Linked DNA regions of Homo sapiens: region 2 is linked to region 1. A link is a loop called in an ENCODE intact Hi-C map of the cell type or tissue named here. Cell type or tissue: HCT116. All regions are shown on one strand. Links, peaks and the distances in the headings refer to the core of each region. The heading gives the core; the rest is flanking DNA.

What was found. Peaks named below come from ENCODE experiments on the same cell type or tissue, not always from the same donor. Only the 100,000 strongest peaks of a DNase experiment are listed, where the experiment ranks them.
Region 2: it touches region 1 in a loop (2.1-fold over the local background); 2 of 110 quality-filtered maps call a loop at or near these places.

Annotation. Positions count from the first base shown.
Region 1 is chr17:68,667,048-68,678,475 of GRCh38, forward strand. It overlaps LINC01482 (long intergenic non-protein coding RNA 1482), which reads left to right. Exons shown (of 5, transcript NR_110825.1): 3 at 5,066-5,119; 4 at 9,902-10,318; 5 at 10,544-11,428. Among named protein-coding and RNA genes, the nearest start is that of LINC01482, 45 kb to the left of the region's middle. In HCT116, for the core only: no CTCF peak of the experiment used is centred there; no DNase peak of the experiment used is centred there; H3K27me3 peaks cover 471 bases.
Region 2 is chr17:68,570,658-68,582,085 of GRCh38, forward strand. All of the region lies in intron 1 of FAM20A (FAM20A golgi associated secretory pathway pseudokinase), which reads right to left. Among named protein-coding and RNA genes, the nearest start is that of FAM20A, 25 kb to the right of the region's middle. In HCT116, for the core only: no CTCF peak of the experiment used is centred there; a DNase peak (open chromatin) is centred at 5,276.

The DNA.
Region 1 (11,428 bases), core at 1,752-9,751:
CGTTTCTCTAATGATCAGTGATATTGAGCCTTTCTTCATATGCTTCTTGGCCACATGCGTGTCTTCTTTTGAGAAATGTCTGTTCATATCCTTTGCCCACTTTTTAAGGTTTTTTTTTTCTTGTAAATTTGTTTAAGTTCCTTATAGATGCTGGATATTAGACCTTTGAGATAATAGACTTCTGTTGTTCTAAGTCACCCAGGTTTTGGTACTTTGCATGGCAGCCCTAGGAAACTAAAACTATAACAAATCTTATTTCTTAGAAAATATATGATTTTTCACTATTGCTGACTGAACCAAAAAAAACAGTTTTGAGGCTAGATCATTTGGAGACTAGTCATTAACATTGATTTAATATTTGATTCAATGAAAAGCAATTTTTTTCTTTTGTTTCTATTTTTTCAATTTATGGTTGACACATAGTAGTTGTATATAATTATGGGGTAGAATGTGATGTTTCAATAGGTGTATACATTGTGTTAATTGAATCAGGGTAATTAACATATCTATCACCTTAAACAGTTATCATTTCTTTGTGATGAGAACATTCAAAATTCTCTTTGCTAGCTATTTTGAAATATACAATGCATTATTATTAACTGTAGTCATCCTACTATGCTACTATGCAATAGAACACCAGAACTTATTTCTGCTTTGTAACTGAAGTTTTGTACCCATTGACCAATCTCTCTCCATCACCCCCCACTCCCTATTATCTGTTAATCACTGTTATACCCTCTACTTCTATGAGAACAACGTTTTAGAGTCTACATGAGTGAGATCATGAGGTATTTGTTTTTCTGTGCTTGGCTTATTTTACTTAACATATTGTCTTCCGGGTTCATCCATGTTGTCTCAGATGACAGGATTTCATTCTGCTTTATGGCTGTATATAATATTCCATTGTGTATATATGCCACAGTTTCTACATCCATTCATCCACTGATGGAAATTTAGGTTGATTCCATATCTTGGCTATTGTGAATAATGCTGCAATAAACATGAGGTACAAATATCTCTTCTATATATTGATTTCATTTCCCTTGGATTTTTTTTGGATAAAACCTCAAAAATATGGGCAACAAAAGCAAATATATACAAATGGAATTAAATCAAACTAAGAAGCTTCTGCACAGGAAGGAAAACAATCAACAGAGCAAAGAGACAACCTACGGAATGGGAGAATATATTTGCAAACTATACATCTGATGAAGGGTTAATATCCAAGGCTGGGTGTGGTGGCTCATGTTTGTAATCCCAGCACTCTGGCAGTCTGAGGTGGAATGATCGCTTGAAGCCAGGAGTTTGAGACCAGCGAACAAAGTGAGACCCTATCTCTACAAAAAATTTAAAGATTAGCCAAGTGAAGTGGCATGCACCTGTGGTTCCAGTTATTTGGGAGGCTGAGGCGGAAGAATCAGTTGAACCCAGGAGTTGGAGGCTACAGTGAGCTATGATGGTGCCACTGCACTCTAGCCTGGGTGACAGAGCAAGATCCCATTTCAGAGAAAAAACATAAAATAAAGACTCAAACAACTCAACAACAAAAAACCAAATAAGCCAATTAAAAAAATGGACAAAATACCTGAATAGATATTTCTCAAAAGAAGACATACAAATGGCCAACAGGTGTATGAAAAAATGATCAACATTGCTAATTATCAGGGAAATGCACATCAAAATTACAGTGAGCTATCACCTTAGTCAGAATTGCTACTATCAAAGACATGAAAAGATGACAGGTATTGGTGAGGATGTGGAGAAAAAGGAACCTTTATATACTGCTGGTGGGAATGCAAATTAGTATAGCCATTATGGAAAACAGTATGGTGTTAAATTAAAATTTAAAAATTAAAACCAAAACTGTTCTGTGATCCAGCAATCCCATGGTTGGGTCTACACCTGGCAGCAAACTTCCTCAACACCTCCTCAATCAAGCGCTGTGTGCTAACTGTTTAAGGGCTCTAACTGTATGATACTTCTTAGTTGTCTGTAAGGAATAGCTAGTCTAAGGAGGAATAGGAAGAGATAAGAAAAGCAGACACATTCACATAAGACACTACTGTAATAGAAGTTCAGATGTTACTGGATTTAAGCAACAAGCAAATTAATTCTGTGTCATCTAGGCTTTAAACACTGGTGAGATTCTGACAGGTCTAAATTGTTGGGAGAAGGAGGGAGGACATTTAAGGGAGAAAATTTCAAAGTGGTTTCATTTTACGTGAGCCTGAGTTAGAGGAATTTGAAAATATGATGCATAGGTATATTAATGGAGTTTCATTTACTGTACAAATGTGGAATTATTCTCATTTCTCAAATAAAAAAAGCCAATTTATTCTATAACTTCCAAGCTGGAGGGCTGAGTGAATAATAAAATGTGTTTGAATTTTTGTGAAACGTTGATGCATCTTTTCCTGGTTAAGCAAAATACTCACTATTCCACATCACTATTATTTAGTCCAGATACCAATCTGTTGTTTATGGGTATTGAAAATTCTGATCGTGGTGATTGCTGTGTTGCCATTTTAATATTTACAGTTATTATAATTTTTAAATCTTTTATATAGTGTGAAATAATATTATCTAGACTTTTATTTTGTGCAGGTGCTAAGCCTGATACAAAAAATGTGCCTAAAAATGTCAATAACTTTGGAAAGCTAGATGTATTAAAATGCCTGAAGGAGACCAAGCAGTGGTTATGATAACTGTAATAGTAATTTAGAAGAATGCATTAGAGCTAATGTTGAGAAAAAATAAAACAGAGTATGGTAGGTACACCTTAGGTTCACAAAATTCTGTAATTGGACAAAATTATGGTGAAAATGAGGAAACTGATGGCTACATATCTGTAAGAATAATTTTGCTTTTAACTGTATATACTCCAAACATTATATATGTTCCTGCAGGACAATTGGTCCTAAGATATGTTAATTGAAGAAAGAAATTTCTGGCATAAAATGTGACTATCTCTAGCTTGGAAGTCAACTTAAAGTGGGAAGTAGTAGAGGTAAGAAGAGCACAGAGGAGTGGAAGCTAAGAATAGGAAAGGGTGCAAGAAGCACAGCTGGGCACGGTGGCTCACGCCTGTAATCCCAGCACTTTGGGGGGCCGAGGCGGGTGGATCACCTGAGATCAGGATTTCGAGACCAGCCTGGCCAACATGGTGAAACCCCATCTCTACTAAAAAATACAAAAATACAAAAATTAGCTGGGCGAGGTGGCACGCCTCTGTAATCCCAGCTACTTGGGAGGCTGAGGCATGAGAATCTCTTGCACCTGGGAGGCGGAGGTTTCAATGAGCCGAGATCGCACCACTGCACTCCAGCCTGGGCGACAGAGCAAGACTCTGTCTCAAAAAAAAAAAAAAAAAAAAGAAAGGGTGCTAGGAGTACGTGTGTTGTGGAGGGTCTCCAATTCTCAGGTGAGGCACTGATGCTTAGCTTAGTTTACCAGGCAACAGGGGAACCTCTGAAAGGGTTAGAGCAGGCCAGTGACACTGTGCCTGAGATGGTAGATGCTCAGTGAAGTTGAGTGTTGAGTGAATGATTGGTCAGAACCACCCTGGAGAAAATTGTTAGTACCTTTACAGGGAAGATAATAGGTAAGATGTACCGAGGGTCCTGAGATCCAACAGGAGTGAGCTCATGAAATTCCTCTTCGGCCAAAGTAAAGTGCCCCCCAGGCTTCCACTGCTTTCAAAGAAACAGCAGTGACTGGCTCTTGCTCTTGATTCCTGGAATCTCAGAATTCTGGGAAATTGGGAAAATCAGGAAATGTGAAATACATTTGGTTCATATAAATTGCAACTCTTTTTTTTTCTTCTAATAAGTGTTTGTTGCTGGTAGAATCACACAGCTGTTTCCTAAATCAAAGATCAATTTGTTATATTATTTTTACTAGTGGCTTAGGGGTAATTGTTTCTGGAAAACATCTGTTCTATAATTAGAAAACAAAGATTTATTTTCCCTGACTGGGTGTAATTACTTTTGGGGACCGAGGGAAAGCTTTAGAATTGCCATGTCAATTCAAAGAGGATTGTTTGCAGTGAAATATGTCCTTTTAATTTTTCTTAAGTAGCTCGGAGGCTGGAAGAAAATGCATGTTTATTAGCATTGTATAGGCTGTAATAGAATAAAGCAAAATTCCCAGATGTGTATGGGCTTGTTAATACAAATAACTCCAGTGATTTCAACTCAGTCAATTACAAAGAATTCCATTTTTGAAAAGAAATGAATGGATATCAGAGTGTTAAGGGCCTTTCCTGGCAAGTCCATAGATAGTTCTAATTCTAATTCTCTAATTAGAATTAGATTGATTGCCCCTTTGGCAAGCAAAGACTCTTACAGATGCCAGGGACTTACTCTGATTTGCTTTTTGTGGTGACGTAGGGTGGATTTGAGCTCACATGATTCCGTGCACCCTAAGAGAGTCCTGCTCTGAGGCTTGATTTTCAGCCCTGTCTTCTGCTTGCGAACGTGTCGCCCTCCACCCCATCCCTGCCACCCCTCACCACTGTACCCTGAGCTCTCACTCATTTCTGCAGTTCTCCTGATATTACATCCAAGCCCTGATTACATGCTGTTCATTGAGTCACTTGACCTTCCCAGTCTCAATTGTACCCTGATGTCACCAGTTTCCTATTGACATATGTGACAACATAAATGAATCTCAAAATAAACTATGTTGAGTGAAAGAAGCAAGGTGAAAGAGTACATGCTATTTTGTGGCATTTATACAAAACTCTAGAAAATATAAACTCATCTGTAGTGACGGAAAGATCTGTGCTTGCTTGGGGCTGGGACTGGAGAAGACCAGGAAGGAGAAATTCCAAAAGGAAACTTTTGAGGGGGATGGATGTGTTTGCAATCTTCATTGTGGTGACGGTTTCATGAGTTGTGTACATGTGTCAAAACTTATCAACTCGTATACTTCATCTTAAAGTCTGTTTAGTCTGATGTTAGTATGCCATGCCAGCTCTCTTATGGTTGAAATTGTATACTTTAAATATGTTCAATTGATTGTATGGTGATTATACCTTAATAAGGCATTTTTCTTTTTCTTTTAGAATAACCCAGTGGAAATCTCTCACATAAGAAGTGATAGAACTACACATCTGAGTGTAGGACGATCTGATTCTAAAGTCCGTGCCCTTGACTACTTAGTAATTATTGCTTCTTCTGTAATGCAAATAGCCACTTTGTGTATTTGGTATGGCTGAACTTCTTTAATATTGGAAGGTTTGGGAACAGGGAATAAGGTTCTTTCCCATACCTCTGATGGGGGGGGAATATTAGAGTTTCTGCAGAGTAATTTGGTGATGTCTTGAAAGCTTTATGAATGCACATATGCTTTCATTTATCAATTCCATATATAGGAACCCATCTTAAGGAAGTAAGAATAAATTTCTGCAAAAACTTATTTACAGGCATAATAAGCACAATTTGTTTCATAAAAATGAAAACTTGGAAAATTAATCTGTACCATGCAGCCATTGACATTATTTTAGTAGAAGAATATTTCCTAACATAGAAAAACATTCAGAGTATATGATTATGCAAATAGATCCATTTTAATAAAATGTATAAGTTATCTGTGTGAAGAAAAAAGTCTGGAAGTAGGTTTTAAATGGTAATATGGTAGTTACTTCTGAGAGAGGAGTACAGATAATGGGCGATTTTAATTCTATCCTTTGTGCTTTTTTTATATTTTCCACATTTTTCACAAATGGCTATGCAGTGATTTCATTTATCAGATAAAACCATAAGTAGGTACCACTTAAAGAGAAGGTATACCTGTGTGTAAGTTTGCTTTCTTGGGTGCTCTTAAACTTCTGGATATTTCCTTGGATGTAGTCATCCATTAGGATAGATGGAGGAACATCCCGGGTGTGGGTGCATATTTATAATGACACTGAGTATACAAGTGTGGTTTTTAGGATTAGAAAACCCAATCGTTCAAAGAAGGAGTGTTCCTACCTGAGTCAGGTAGAAACCAGGTAACTGGACCAGCAAGGTAATTGTGGCAGAGAACTCGTGATTGGGAAAGAGATCACATCTTATCCTGATGGAGCTCCCTTGCCCAGATCAAGGGCAGGGCCTGTATAAATAGGGCTTTTGGATAAATTGCTGCCCCTATACACTAGCCCGCCATTGAGTGTGCAAACTCACCCCTTCACTGCCATGAAGTTGCTTTACCTCCTAGCTCTTTTGAGACCTTGAGATGCGGTCGTCATACCATGTCTCACTTTACCATCAGCCTTGGTCTCTGCCATGTGGCTGCAGATGCTCTGCTACCTTCCTACACATACTGTTCCTCTCACTTGGCTCTTCCTTTCTTTCTCTCCCACTCAGCCTTACCCTGTGTCCTCTGGAATTTCTGTGCTTGACCTTCAAATTCCCCTACATTCTCTATCTTTTTACACACTGCTTCTCTTTGGCATTAAAACTTATGTTTATCCAATCAGAAAAAAATGTCTCCTTCTACATATCCAAATATCCATTGGACTCTAACATTTCCATATTCCATAGAAAACACATATAGTTCCTTCCTGCAGCCTGGAAGGAATATTGTGAGAGAATAGATACATTCTTCACCAGCTACCATTATCTACAAATAGAACTTGTGAGTTGGGCATAACCTTTAGGCCAATTCTCTATACATGTAAAAACAATAGACCACTTTATTCACCAAAGTATGAATAAAACATATAAAACAGAACACTTCATCTTTCCCCTTAAATATGTCCTTTCTTCATATTATTTTACTTTTTGAAATGTGAAGTAAAATTTACCTACATACTTTTCATCCAGTTGGTTAATACCTTAACTTAACCAGTCCCCATAACTAGCCATAGCCCTCTAATATCAAGGATGTCACTGGATTAAGATTTTTAAAAAATGTGCAGAGCACAAAGCCAATGTTTCAATTTGACGTCTTGTGACTAGCTGCTGTTTTATCCTTCCATGTTTTCTCCCTCCTCAAATAATACGTTTACATGTCTTTGCCTCCACAACATTATAAATTCATCATGTATTTTCTTCATCTGCACACACTTGATATAGGAAGCATCCAGCATTGCACATGAAATAATATGTAAGGCAGAATACTCAAGGAGTTAGGATTGACTTGATTTGGGCTGTGACTTAGAAGCTGAGTTATAAGGAGTCATTGCAATGTTCTCCTTTAAAGTATTTTAACATAGACTATGCAAAATTATGCATGGGCAGTTAGTTTAAGCTTTAACTTTATATCCATCCAGTCACCCAAAATGAGAATTCACATTGGAAAGGGTGGTAGATGGAGATGGGAGTGTGGATATCTAGTTAGCTATGTCAGAGGTACCATACCCAATGCGGTTACTATCAGTGCTCTGTTACCCAGATTTTGGTCAACATCCGAGGCTTTGCTAGATAGCATAGTGATGATGCAGGATCTTTTTCTCCTTAGCTCAGCTAGGTCCGGGTTCTTCTCTCACAACCAGGAAAAATTAGTCATGCGAACACTCGAAGAGTGAGTGAAGTAGAACTTATTAAGCAAAAGGAAAGCTCTCAGCAAAGAGAAAAGTCCTGAAAGCAGGTTCCTGGTTGTCCCCTTCACAGTTGAATACAAGGGCTTTTACATACGTGCTGATGGGGCTGGATTCCCTAGTTGTATAAGGTGCGAATTCCTTGTGGCTCTGCCGCATTCCTTCAGTGCACATGCAGGCCCTTAGTCCACTGCGGGCATGTTGCGCAGGGCAAGCCCCCTGTGCAAGTTCCCTTATCTGCACAAAACACGGGTCGGAGTTTCTCCGGGAACCCTTCACTTACTGTCTGCCTAAAGCAAGCTGGCTAACTCCTTTGAGTGATATTAGAAATACTCTTATTGGTGAAGATGATAGCTTGTTAATTAGCACAACGATTATTAGAAATGCATTCTCATTGGAGAAATCAAAGCATTCAGGTTTTGTGTGTTGGCTAAAATATTTTAGAGACACCCACTACCTTCCATTACCAGGGCATGAACATCTTACAAGATTGTCACACGTACCCTTAGACCATGAACCTGAGGCTGGGTCACTGACCTTGGCTTAATTCTCTGACTTGGGAGCATTTCTAGTCTTGCGAGGATAACTGAGAGTAACTGAATCCTGCCTCTGGTATGTTTTTGTGTCTGTCTTGACAAAATTTGTCCTATAAATGTGATGTTTATAGTTCCCAAAAGAGAGCTGGAAGTTCATTTGAGTCTATGGAAACGATTGCGTGAACTGTGTTGAGCCTGCTTGCCAATAATTATTTATTGAATAAATGTCCATGCGATAGGACAAATTTGGTTTGAGACTTGCTTTTCTTACAGCCTGGAAGGAACATTGTGAGAGAATAGATACATTCTTCACCAACTACCATTGTCTACAAATAGAACTTGTGAGTTGGCCGTACCTTTAGGCCAGTTCTCTATACATGTAAAAATAATAGACCACTTTATTCATCAAAGTATGAATGAAAAGATTAGACTTCAAATAGGCAAGTACAAAGCCCTGTATCTGGACAATAGAGTTGTTGCTTTAAAGGAAAAATTTCTTTTAAGCCTCAGGAACTATCTAGGGAAGGGTGGAAGAGGAGGATTTCGAAGATTAGCTGATGGCCACATTAAAGGCCAGAGGGCAGGGACTGGAATGCCCACTCTGGGGAGACAGCCATGGTGGAGAATGTGGAGATGGAGTCGTTTTGAATCCAGTGGCAATGAAGAAAAGACTTTGGTTAGGAAAAACGAGTCCCATTGCAATTATCTTTGCCCATAAGGAATTGTGACTTATTTCCTTCCCTTAAATCAATACCAGACCAGACCCAAATGCCAGCAAGCACATAACAGCAGTGACCCAGCAAGCAGTAGGACAGTGCATTTAAGGACAGCTCCGTCTGGCCTGAGGAAGCAGCAGTTAAGGTTCAAGTCCTGTCTTATCATCGTTTTCCCGTTCCTCATTTCCTTTTGTTTGAGACTGGAGGTCAGTATCTAGGGGACTAAGGCAAATGACACACAAGAGATTTTGTTCCTGGGTGAACACCTCCTTGACTAACCAAATATTTAACTGTCTATTTTCATCTCTGGACAGCATAGTGGTAAGAATGGGAGGTGGTTAAATAAGGAAGGATCTGTCCTCTGCTCGTTCTTCCCTGTTACAAAAATGATCCCACATTGACTTCCCTTCGCTCCAAATTAAACTGCTCTATTTCTCATTCAGGCATCATAACCCATTGATTGTTTTAGTCTGCCAAGGGTACTGTAACAAAGTACCATAGACTGAGTGTCTTATAAACAACAGAAATGTGTTTCTCATAGTTCTGGAGGCTGGAAGTCGGAGATCAGCGTGCCGGCGTGGTTGGGTTCTGGTAAGGGCCTCTCCCGGGTTACAGATGGTCAACTTCTCATTGTGTTTTCATGTGGCAGGAAGATGGTAGAGAGCTCTCTGGAGTCTCTTTTTATAAGGGCGCTAATCCTGTTCATGAGCACTCCTTATGACCTGATTGCTTCCCAAAGGCCTCACTTCCCAAAACCATCCTACTGGGGATTAGGGTTTCAACATGTGAATTTGGGGAGGACACAAACATTCAGTTCATTGCACTAATCTATCACTTCGCTTCTGAATATATGTTGTTTGCAGTTTCAGGAGGGAAGGTGAGAAAGACTGGCCAGCCCCGAAGGGAGGGAGATAGGGGTGGTATGATTTTAACAAATTGAAAAGAATGATGAACTTCCCTGCAGGCCCTGGCTGTTCACTTTCCAGATGCGAAACTCTCCACCTTAAAGTGGAGCCCAGAGCAGTAAGACAGGTCATTGGATCCGGATTGGAGGCAAATCAGCTGAATGATGTGGGAATATACGATGATGCATGTTTGACACTTTTTTCCAACTTCTGTGGCAGATGAGCCTGCATGGCATAGTGAGTCTGCAACTGTGAACTCGGGAAATCCTGTACCTTCCCGTGCAGTCGCTCCCCAGCCATGCAGGTATTTCCAGAGCCTGGAGATCCCAGACTACCTTTCAAAAGAATGAATTCCAGACCCAGAGAGTCCCCTGGAGGAGATTCATGGCAAGCAGCCGTACGAAATAACAGAAGCCCCAGAGAGGGGAAGCAATTTCCTGCCTAAGTCGTCCATCTGTCAGTGGCAAAGCTAGGACTGGAACTCAGGATTCTCCATCCCTCTTCCCAAACCTGGCACTATCTTCCTGGCTTTCTGGGTCTGGAGTCCCATGTTAGAGGCCCTCTGTTTTCAGAGCAGGACTCATTGAATATGTGTGCTCTTTCTACTCAAGTGCTTCAAGGATCCTTCCTGGAAAAGTAAGAAAGGGGTGGTGATCCTCCATAGATATGGATTGTCAATTATCTCTGAAGACTAGATAAGGAATGGGGGTGGGGAGGTGTTCTAAAAGAAATGGGGTCTGGGTTGAGAGAGTCAAAGCACACAAGTTGGCACTGCTAATTTGCTCATACCTCTGAGGAACAAAGTTGCTCCTGTTTTCTATCTAAGAGGGTCCCCTGTCTCTTCCCATTGTGTGTTCCCAGGCCTCGGTTCCGGACCAGTGCTGTCATGGCCTCACCATGTCATAGAATTCCCATCATTTCACTTGTGACTCCCTTCTTCCTAGGACCCGGGCATAAATTCTTGAAGAGTTGATCTGAGTGACAGACTCCCACGCTATGCCAAAAACGGCCTCTTATTTCCCAATGATTGAGACCTTTTATTTGATCAATCTCATGTGCTCACTGGACCCCAGTGATACCTTCACATACCTGACACCTCAGGGAAACACAGCTTCCGTTCAAGTCAAGATCCTTGCTATACTGCAAACTCTTATGAAACGTCTAGGAGAATTTTCAGGCTCCTTTGTATATGGAAAAAGGTCAGAATGAAGCTCCAAATTCTTCAGCATGTGTAAAAACTTAAGACAACCATATTTTATTTTTGTTTTATTTTTTATTTTTTTCATTGTTTTTTTTTTTGAGACAGCCTTGCTCTGTTGCCTAGGCTGGAGTGCAGTGGCGCGATCTCGGCTCATTGCAACTTCCACCTCCTGGGTTCAAGCGATTCTTGTGCCTCAGCCTCCCAAGTAGCTGGAATTACAGGCATGCACCACCATTCACAGCTAATTTTTGTATTTTTAGTAGAGATGGGGTTTCACCATGTTGGCCAGGCTGGTCTCGACCTCCTGACCTCAGGTGATCCAGTCGTCTTGGCCTCCCAAAGTGCTGGGATTACAGGCATGAGCCCCTGTGCCCAGCCAACAACTACATTTTAAAGCAACTTTATTCTCAACTGAATGACATTTTAATCACTTTCTTGCCCATGTGGATATGGATAAGGATATTTTGCCAATATTCTTGTTTGTGTTTGACTGTGATGCTATTGTTATACAAAGAATGGGCAGGTGGAGCTAAGCAGAAAGAGAC
Region 2 (11,428 bases), core at 2,177-10,176, 96 kb before region 1:
AACCGAAATGATAATGAGAAATAACTTCTGTCCTTTCTGCTGAAATAACTAGTCTCCCTTTGGCATCTGGCCACACATTCTCCTCCAAAAGTAGTGATGCCAAGTCCTCTCAAGTATAGCTATTTAAATTGCATGCCACAGAATTTATATTTTGCTAAATTCACTGGTTACTAAGCTATTATGAGAAATGGCACTCTTTCTGTTTTGAGAGCTCATACTGAGGTCTCCTGGGGAGGAATTTGGTGATAATCCATTAAGTATTTTCTAATTATTTGAACCCCTGTACATTTCCTGGAGCTGTTCATTCCAGAGCAATTCTAGGAGGCACTGTGTCAGATGGAGAGGTATGATGGGGTCCGCCCAGTCCCATCACCTGGGTTAGGATGGTTGACCTGCAGAGGTTCATGAAGCTCTGGTCATCAGTGCCTGGGATCCCAAATAGTGAGAGGAAAATGAGAAAGGGGCTGTCAGCACTCAGGAAAAATCTCTTCGTTGGAAACTGAATTTACTGCTCATTGTGCTATACCATCAGAAGAGAAATGGAACAGCAATGAAAGAGCTGGAGCCATGTGCTTTCTTCCCAGTTAAACTCTAAGTTTCCTGAGGGCAAGGATCTACCCTGGATTTCTTTTGCATCCTCCTCAGTATTTGAAGGAGCACTCAGGAGTGCTATGCACACAGTAAATATTCTATAAATAACCGATTATTAGATGCTTGAACACGTTTCCTGCTGCCAAAGCTCCATCATACTCCAAAACACTAGTATCAAAACTTGAGGAAGAAAATCCCTTGGACACAGGAATTGCACTTGAATTCTATCCATGGAGTTCATAAGGTTGGTCTCACTCATTTAATACATTTCCAAGAGCACTCTGTCACACAGACAATTAGAAAAGCATTATAGTGAACTTCTATAGCACTCGGCTTTTAAATTAAATCTTGCATCTGTTTGATCCATATGTCTCTTTCAGTGTTCTTATCCTTGACGTGGGTCCTAGAAAGAACATTTTCTCAAGGTTGTTTTTCTTTTTTTTCCCCATGGCTGTGATGAATTTGGAAGAATCCTCCTTCATACTGTTCTATTTCTCCTGTGACACGGAAGGATTCAGGTTTTGTGAGACCTGAAGCTAATACAATTTGGAGGACCATCTTTAAGCAAAAGAGTACAAAATTACGAATACAAAACCAGGTATGAGAGTAAAGGTTTATTTAGAATGAAAAAGAATCAATAAATTACTGGTGACTTGAAGGCTTTTTTCTGAGATATCAAACTTATGTAGAAATATATATATGTGTGTGTGTGTATATATATGTGTGTGTATATACATACATATATATATATATATATATATATATATATATATATATATATATATATATATATGTAGCAGGGAATATAGGTGCATTCCACTACAACTGGCTATTATTTTTATTTTTATTTCTTTGTAGAGACAGGGTTTTTCCATGTTGCCCAGGCTGGTCTTGGACTCCTGGGCTCAAGCCATTCACCTGCCTTGACTTCCCAAAGTACTGGGATTACAGGTGTAAGCCACAGTGCCCAGCTGTATGTAGAAATATTTCTTGATCATAACCTGGCTCCCTTCTCAACTCCACAGCATTCAGCACCCACAGGGGAAGTGAGGGGAAGTGGGCTGAGGCTTCATCAGCTTCATGGTAAATCTGCCTCTGACAGGCAATTGTGCAATTCACAATCCAGGCGTATTTGTTGAGCACTTTCAGAGACATTAAGTCTGGGTCCTTATCCAATGGACTTTCTTGATTCTTCTAACCAGTTTCTGAGTATGAGACCATCAGAGCAGTAACACTGAGTAGTAGTAACTGGGCCAAGAAGGGCATGGGCTTTTGGAAATGGCTTTTTGGTGTTCACTGTTGGAATGGGCTTCATTTCTGAAACCTCAGCACTGCGTTTGTGCCGGCTGCCTGTGTTCATGATAGAATTATGCAGAACGATCAACTCTCCCCAAAATGCATCTTCAGCAGAACGAGCTGACTCATCATCAGAATTCTATGGGTTGTCATAAGCAGGCTGAAGAATTGTTTCTGTTTTCTTTTTAATTTTATTTATTTATTTATTTATTTTTGTTTTAAGAATTGTTGACTGACTTCTTCCCACCGCTCCATCTCATGGGCTCAAAAAACATATTTCTCATTGCTTCCCTTTCTGTTCATCTGCCTCCTCGCCCATTTATCTCTGTGTCCTAGAGGCCAAGGGAAGTCCAAACAAAGCTCTGAGGCAATGTGAGTGGGCCGGAGCTGCAGTGATCTGCTAGACCCCAAAGTGAGCTCCCAATTCCTTCTCATGTCACCTCCCCAAAGAGAAATGCACCCCCGCTTTGGAGGCTGTCCTTCCAGCCCTGAAAGATTATCTGCTTCAGCTAGCTCATGAATCAAAGCTTGATTTTAAGGAGCAGGTGATAGGTGGTAAATGCTGCTGTATCTGTAAATCAGAGTCACCATTAGTGATGGGTTTGTGAATCTAGAAAGGGGAAAGGGTGGGAGAGGCAGATCCCTCATCCCGAGTCCTGGCTCTGCCACTCACAGCTGTGTGACCTAGGGCAAGTTATCTAACCTCTCTGCGCCTCACCTCATGTGAAAAGTCAGGATAATAAATGTACCCACCTTATAGAATTTTAGTGAGGATTAAATGAATTAAAGTTTATGTTTCTTAGCCTGTTTTTTGTTGCTTTATAACAAAATACTTGAAACTGGGCAATTTATAAGAAATAACACTTCTCCCTTTCCCTTTCTTTCCTTTCTCTTTCTTTCTTTCTTTCTTTCTTCTTTCTTTCTTTCTTTCTCTTTCTTTCTTTCCTTTCTTTCTCTCTCTTTCTCTTTTCCTTCTTTCCTTCCTTCCTTCCTTTCTTTCCTTTCTTTCCCTCTCTTTCTCTTTTCCTTCTTTCCTTCCTTTCTTTCCTTTCTTTCTCTCTCTTTTCTTCCTTCCTTCCCTCCCTCCTTCCCTCCTTTCTTTCTTCCTTTCTTCCTTTCTTTTCTTTCTTTCTTTTCTCTTTTTTTTTCTTTCAACAGAGTTAAGCTCTTGTCGCCCAAGCTGGAGTGCAGTGGTGTGATCTTGGCTCACTGCAACCTCTGCCTCCTGGGTTGAAGTGATTCAGCCTCCCAAGTAGCTGGGAATACAGGTGCCAGCCACCATGCCCAGCCCAGCTAATTTTTTTGGTATTTTTAGTAGACACAGAGTTTCACCATGTTGGCCAGGCTGGTCTTGAACTTCTGACCTCAGGTGATCCGCCTGCCTCAGCCTCCCAAAGTGCTAGGATTACAGGTGTGAGCCACCACACCTGACCACATTTATTTCTTACAGTTTTAGAGGCTGGGAAGTCCAAGGTTGAGGGGCATATCTGATGAGACCCTTCTTGGTGGTGGGAACTCTCTCTAGAGTTCTTTTTTTTGAGACAGGGTCTCACTCTGTCACTCAGGCTGTACTGCAGTGGAGCTATCATGGCTCATTGCAGCCTCAACCTTCTAGGCCCAAGTGATCCTCCCACCTCAGCCTCCCAAGTAACTGGGACCACAGGCGTGTGCCACCATGCCCGGCTAATTTTGTTTATTTTTATAGAGACAGGATCTCCCTATGTTGCCCAGGCTGGTCTCAAACTCCTAGGCCTAAGCGATCCTCTGCAGAGTTCTGAGGTGGTGCAGGGCATCACATGGCGAGGGGGCTGAGTGTGCTAGCTCCGGTTTCCTTTCCTCTTCTTATAGCACCATGAGACCCACTCCCACGATAACCCGTTAATCTGTTAATCCATGGATCCATAAATGAGTTAATCCATTCATGACAGTAGAGCCCTCATAACTCAATCACCTCTTAAGGACCCCACTTCTCAACATTGCCACATTGGAGATTAAGTTTTAACATGAATTTTGGAGAAGACAAGCATTCAAACCGTAACATCATGTGAGTTATTGTTACTGTGACTTCTGGGACTCAGTACTGGTAACTTTATCCTTTACAAAGGGGAAGGAATACTGTGAAGAATTATTTCCAACTTCTGCTTAATTTCCCAGTTACCTGAGTTCTGCTTACCAAGGTGAAGTCAAGAGCTCTATTTGGCATTCCCTAGGATGGTCCCTGGGGTAGGCTGAATAATGGTGCCCCCAAAGAGATCTGCGTCTTAATCTCTGGGCTTGTACATACCCTATGTGTCCAGATGGGCTGGCAGATATGATTAAAGTAAGAATCTTGAGATGGAGAGATGATCCTGGGTTATTTGGGTGGGCCCTACATGTAATTACAAGAACCCTTATAAAACAGACACATAGACAAGAAGACAGAGAAAAGAGGATGAGGCAATGTGACCACAGAGGCAGAGACTGGCATGAGGTGGCCACTAGTCGATAGGTACAACTATTATGTATCAATATTTTTTTAAAAAAGAAATTCCTGGAGTCACCAGAAGCTGAAAGAGATAAGAAATGGATTCTCGCCTAGAGCCTCAGGAGGGGACACAGCCTTGCATACATCTTGAGCTTGGACTTCTGGCCTCCAGAAATGTAAGACAATAAATTTATGTTGTTTTAGGCCAGTCAGTTTGTAATAATGTGTTCTGGTGGCTTTTACAAATATACAAGCAGGCCAGGCACAGTGGCTCATGCCTGTAATCTTAGCACTTTGAGAGTCCAAGGCAGGAGGATTGCCTGAGGCCAAGAGTTCAAGACCAACCTGGCCAACACAGGTTCACTTTACTTTACATATATATATATATTTTATATATATATGTCTTCACTTTATATATATTATATATTTTATATATTATATATTTTATATATTATATATAATATATTTTATATATTATATATTATAGATATTAGATATTATATATTTTATATATTATATAATATATATTTTATATATTATATAATATATATTTTATATATTATATAATATATTCTATATTTTATACATTATATATAATATATTCTATATTATATATAAAATATAATATAGAATATTATATTTTATATATATTTTATATTTATATATTATATTTTTATATTTTATATTATATATATTATATATTATATATTTTATATTTTATATATTATATATTTTATATATTATATATATTTTATATTTTATATATTGTATATTTTATATTATACACACACACACACACACACACACACACACACACACACACATAATCAGCCATTGGCAGTTACAGCTGCCACCGGGCAGGGCGTGATGTTTAGGCACTGCTGTTTCTGAGAACCAAGTCCAAAGGGCGCCCCCTAAGAATGGCCTTTCCCTTGCCCAGGAGCTAACCCTGGGGAAGTGGATGGTGTTAGGCTGGAGAGAGGTTCTTGCTTCTTCATCTCATCCCGAATTCTGAAACTTGGCTGCATGCTGAGCCCTTTAAATGGGTCTGGCCAGCCAATGGAACAAGCTCCCATAAGAGTACAAAAGCCCAGTGCTCAGCCAGCTCCAAATTCGTAGTGCCATGGTCCTCTCTGGCTCTCTAGACCCTGCCCCCATACCTGCCTCAAGCACTCTTTGCTTCAATCCCCCACACCTCACATGTAATAATTGTCACCATTTCTGGAGCCATGGCTCTCTGCCAGCACCTTTTATGAAGACTTCACATGTGCTGGCTCATGACTCTTCACAACAGCCCCATAAGACAGGTCCATTGTTAGCCCATTTTATAGATGAGGAGACTGACTTGAGCTAGCTCAAGGTCACCTGCCTGGTGAGTGGCAGGCACAGTGCAGTGATTTGGACCTGGCCGACTGGCTTCCTAGGCCAAGCTCTTCATCATGACCCTACGTGCTGACTGCATCATGGTCCATCTGGCACCTCCTGGCTCCTCATGCTGCAGCCCTGAGCCCAAGGCTCCCTTCTGACTGTCCCAGCCTCCTCCCCAGGGAGAGAGACCTGTAAGTCCATAAATGCTGTGAGGGTGCTCAGTCTGGGCAGGGAGATCCTCGCTGTAGACACCTTTCAGACACTTAGTGGTGGGTACTACAGAAAACGTTAGTTACATGTAGTTGGGGACCTAGGGACAAAACGACTTGCTTAACTGATGAGCAAATCTGAGAAAAAATTAGGAATCAAAATATGATTGTTTTAAATGGTTTTATCAAAGTGGCTAGACTTGCCCTGTTGATTTTGCTCAGCCCTGTTCATTTTGAATAGCCTAACAGCTCTGAGTCAAAATGGCCCCAGGCTGAGCTAGTTGCCTAGGGCAGGCCAGGAGGGACATTCTAGGAGCTGGGACTCTGTCTATAGTAAAAAGTCTGCTTATCTACCCTCACAACAACTTTCAGACACCCTGGAGAAGAATGAAAGAATGATCCCTCATCTAAGAGTCCCCAGAGTCCAGTCAGGGAACTAGCAGATGCCTTCTATCCGGGCCAAGTTTCCCAGATTCTTGTTTTGGCTATAGAGCTAAGATCCAAAACATCTAGCTCCACACAAATAAACTTAGAAAGAGCTGCCAACGGTGACCACTCTGAGGGGAGTGACCATGTGCAGAAAGACAGTCAAGGCTTGCAGAAGTCCTGCCATGACGGCTCCTGCTCAGAGGACATCTCTTAAACCATTTCCTTACGTAGCACACACCAATTCCCCTCTATTCTGCATGGTACATGACACATTTTGGGAAACATGAAATATTAAAGCTGGACTGCGGAGCTCCTCAACCTAATTGTGATGTGATGATTCACGCAGCACAGGGGCCTTGCAGCTGCAGAATCTCCCTTTCTGCAGAACTGTTGCCTCCCTGCTGTAGACCAGTGGTTCGCCACTGGGGGCGATTTTACCCCTCAGGGGACATTTGGCAATGTTTGGAGACATATTTGGTTGTCATAGTTGGTGGGGAGAGTGCTGAGGGCTGTTGTAAACATTCTCCAATGCAAAGGACAGCTCTGCACAAGAGAAAATGATCTGGCCCCAAATGTCAGTAATGCTGAGTTAGAAATCCTGGGCTAGAGCCATAGAATAATGAGCAAATAAAGCACTTAATCCTCTGATGATGGCCTGAAAATTGCTCTGATGGATTTTGCACTCGGTGTAATTTAATATTTTCCATAGACGCGTAAAAGCCTTCCTCAGAGCCTCTCCACTCCTTCTATAGCTTCTGCACAGCCAAAAATTAAAAATGTTACTTAATTGTTTAAAAAAAGAAAACCAATTTGAGTCAGCAAGCATTTAGTTGTCAGACTTCTACCAACCTAACAAGCATATTGATAAAACACTAACACACGTGTTAGTTGCAAAAGATGCAATATTGATTTATTTAAATGTCATCATTGTGGTGCTTTTCAATCTTCCAACTGTGTAATCCTAAAATAAATAAATATATATTTCACACACCACACACACACACACACACGCACACTATTAGCAAGTGACATTGGATAGACAGGTGTCCTCTCTTTCCTCTACCATTTTCCTGAATGCAAAAAGAAGAAACGTGGTGTAAAGGCAATACTCTGAGAGAACCAAGACAAAGCAGGAGCTTTAAAAATCCACCCCCTGGGTCCTCTAATAATCAAAGGTTTACCAGAATATATTTATTTTCAAAAGTGTCTGAATTCTGCCTTACTGCCTATCATACAGGCATGGGCATTTGAAAGAGAGATGGATTTGAATGTTGGGGAATCTGCATGTAGGTGGGTACAATACGGGGTTAGGCTGGGGCACATATTTTCATGGTTCATAAGCAAATTTCCTTGTGGCTCACTCAGATTAAATTCTTTCAAGTCCTTGGCCTGTGAGCTAGTGCTAATTTGCGTGGTATTATTTTTCCACCTGATTTGCAAACCAAGAGAATGATAGCAAATGTTGGCCTCCTTTCCTCCTCAGCATGACCAGTCACCCATGTGGTAGGATAATTTATTGAGATATTAATGTGTTTTTTGTTCTTCCGGAATTTTACCCACCCCTGTTCTCAGAAGATAGCTGGGCCTTTGTGTTCCTTGCCTCAGAGTGTTTTTAGGATCCAGGACCAAGGGGAAGTTTAGACAGGTAGCCAGGCTTCTCTCACTCCTTCCTTGGATTTTTAAAAATGTCTAGGCTCGGCCAGGTGCAGTGGCTCATGCCTGTAATCCCAGCACTTTGGGAGGCCGAGGCAGGCGGATCACAAGGTCAAGAGATCGAGACCATCCTGGTGAACATGGTGAAACCCTGTCTCTACTAAAAATACCAAAAAAAAAAAAAAAAAAAAAAAAAAAATTACTGGGCGTGGTGGCAGGTGCCTGTAGTCCCAGCTATTCAGGAGGCTGAGGTAGAAGAATTGTTTGAACCCGGGAGGCAGAGGTTGCAATGAGCAGAGATCGCGCCACTGCACTCCAGCCTGGTGACAGAGCGAGACTCTGTTTCAAAAAAAAAAAAAAAACATGTCTAGGCTCAGTGAAGGCATTTGCTAGGCAGGGGGATTTAACAGAGAATGTGAAAGTGCATAAAGAAGCACAGAATTTTGGGGAAGCATGAAGAGACTCCAAGGTTAGGAAAGGAGAGTTGACTGGGGTCTGTGTCTGGCCTGTTTCTTGGAGGTGATCCAATGTGCTGGGGAACGGTTAGGTGTGTGCAGAGAAAGACTCATTTTAGGCACCAGAAACCGAGTCTCAGCCAATAATCCTGTGCTTGAACTTGATGCAGAACCAACAGTGCCACCCACCTGCACGAGACCAGGTGATGGAACATGGACTATGGGTCCTCCTCAAATGTGCTCCCAGACACCCTAAGGACATTGACCCAACATGAGGGGCTTGGGGTAAGGAGCTCCAGTGATGACTCAGACTAAATTTCTAGCCAACCAAACAGAAAAGAGGGCCTAGAGTCCAAAGTGATTGGACTTTTGAAAAATAAACCAATGCTATGTTACTTTGATTTTTGAGTTTGTAGAGCAAAATCCATCTGAATTCATTTACCTATTGAGTGAGAGTAGGGTAGGTTCTGTTAGAGCAACAGCTTAATCCTGAAATCGGAGTGGCTTTTCAAAACAAGAGCTTATTTCTCACTCATGCTACTTGTCTCGTGAAGGTCAGTAGGGATTCTGCTCCACACACTGACTCAGGGACCCAGCTTGATGAACACACCAAGATCCCAACAAATGGTCTTCACAGTCATCAGGGCAAGAAAAGAGAGGAACTGGAAGATGAAGTGCTGGCTCTTCAATGCTTTGGGAAGCGACGCAGATCACATCAACTGATAACCCATTGTCCAGGACTAGTCACATGACCCCAACTAACTGCTGGGGGCTGGAACACACGGGAGAACAAGTGGACTTTGGTGAGCAGAAAATGCCTCTGCCACAGCCTCTTGGTACTTATTGAACATAGGATGTGTCTTTTGATTTAATACTATTAATAGTTTGCATTTGCATAAATCTCATTATAAAGGCATTTTAGGTTATTTCCATTTATTGTCTTATTCTCCTCTCCTCAAGCTCTTAAAGAAACTAAGGTCCACAAAGTGGAAGTAACAACATAATAAGTGGAAAGGAGGAATAAAAGCCAGGGTTGTGACCTGAGCTTTTTCTGCTCTTCCACAGTGGCTGCAGAGAAACGAATGCTTTGTCAAGAATTTAATTTGAATTTCCTTGGAGCCTTCTTAAAGATCATGGTGGTGGTGGGTGGGGGGAGACACAGAACCTGATTAACTGTTTGCTGTTGAGAAAGCAATGACTGTACCAAGATTTTACTGAGATTTTTGCGAAATGGGCTGGTTTCCCGAAATGGGCTGGTTTCCCGACAAAAACTCATTCCTTTCTCGTTAAAATACAATTGCTTCCTCTTCTGGGAGCTGGTTTTATGCTATGTTGCAATGCACCTCTTGTTTCCACTCCAGCTAACTGTGTCCTTAACCTTATCCTGACCTCATAGAACCACAGCCCTGGCTCAGCACTTAAGTAAAACCCGCCCAGAGAGGGGCATGGGGCTTCTGAGCTGGAGTGGCCCCGAACTGGAAGGGACTTGAATGAGAAGGGGCATATCATGGATTGTCCCAGGGTGGAAACCACCTGGACTTCTGCCTTGGTGAGCAAAAATCAGACTCAAGAGGAACCAGTGTCCCAAAATGGGCCTACAGTGTGAATGAGGAAAATAGCTAACTACCTCTTATGTGGCACTCACATGGGGCCAGGCAGTTTTAAGCACTTTGCTCTTTTAACTCATTTCACCCCCACAGAAACTCCTCATAAGGTCAGTATTATTATTATTACCACCATTGTAAACATATGGGAACCAGATATAGGCAGCAAAAATGACACCTCCAAGGTGGCACTGCTAGTACAAGGCAGCGTTGCGATGACACCCGAGTATGACATCTGAATATGTGTAAGATACTCCACCAATAATGATTTTTCCCCCTGATTAGGAAGACCAAAAAACTTTTGTATAAAAATAAAAAACTATGGTGCATAAGGAGGGATGAGTTGGATAACTTTTAAAACGTCTGATGCTTATTGCCAACTTGCCCTCCAGAAAGAGAAAGCAACCTATACTTCCAGAGCAGGGTACTGGGAGTAATTCTGCCTCGATAATCTCTGGGCCCTGATGCAAAGGGGTGTACTGTGACAGCATGGCTCACTAAGCCTCCTGGACACAAATCTCTTCTCAAATTGGTTTCCAGGACTCAGGCTCAGACATGAAATAAAGTTAAACTCAGTGTTGAGTTTCGGCTCTGGAGTTGAAAAGGTATCTCCGAAATGCAGTTTTTCTTTCTTTCTTTCTTTCTTTCTTTCTTTCTTTCTTTCTTTCTTTCTTTCTTTCTTTCTTTCTTTTTCTCTTTTCTTTCTTTCTTTTCTTTTTTTCTTTTCTTTCTTTCCTTTCTTTCTTTCTTTCTTTCTTTCTTTTTCTTTCTTTCTTCTTTCTCTTTCTCTCCTTTCTTTCTCTTTCTTTCTTTTCTTTTCTTTCTTTCTTTCCTCTCTCTCTCTTTCTTTTTTCCTTTTTTTTTTTTTTGACAGAGTCTCACTCTGTTGCCCAGGCTGGAGTTCAGTGGTGTGATCTCTGCTCACTGCAGCCTCCGCCTCCCGGGTTTAAGCGATTGTCTTGCCTCAGCCTCCTGAGTAGCTGGGACTACAGGTGTGCACCACCATGCCCGGCTAATTTTTGTATTTTTAGTAGAGACAGGGTTTCACCATGTTGGCCAGGATGGTCTCGATCTCCTGGCCTCGTGATCTGCCTGCTTTGGCCTCCCAAAGTGCTGGGATTACAGGTGGGAGCCACTGTGCCCAGCCAAAATCCAGTTTCTTGTGTAACATACTCTGTCTGAGCCACTTTCTTCATCTGAAAATGAGGATAAGGACTGTACCTGCTTATGGGGTTGTTGCAGGGAGTAAATGTGTGGTGGGTGAAGTGGTCAGCACTGTGCTTAACATAGAGTAAGTGCCGCACAAGTGTCACCTGCCATCAAAGTGTCACCGACTCACCAGAGGCACGGTTTGAAGGG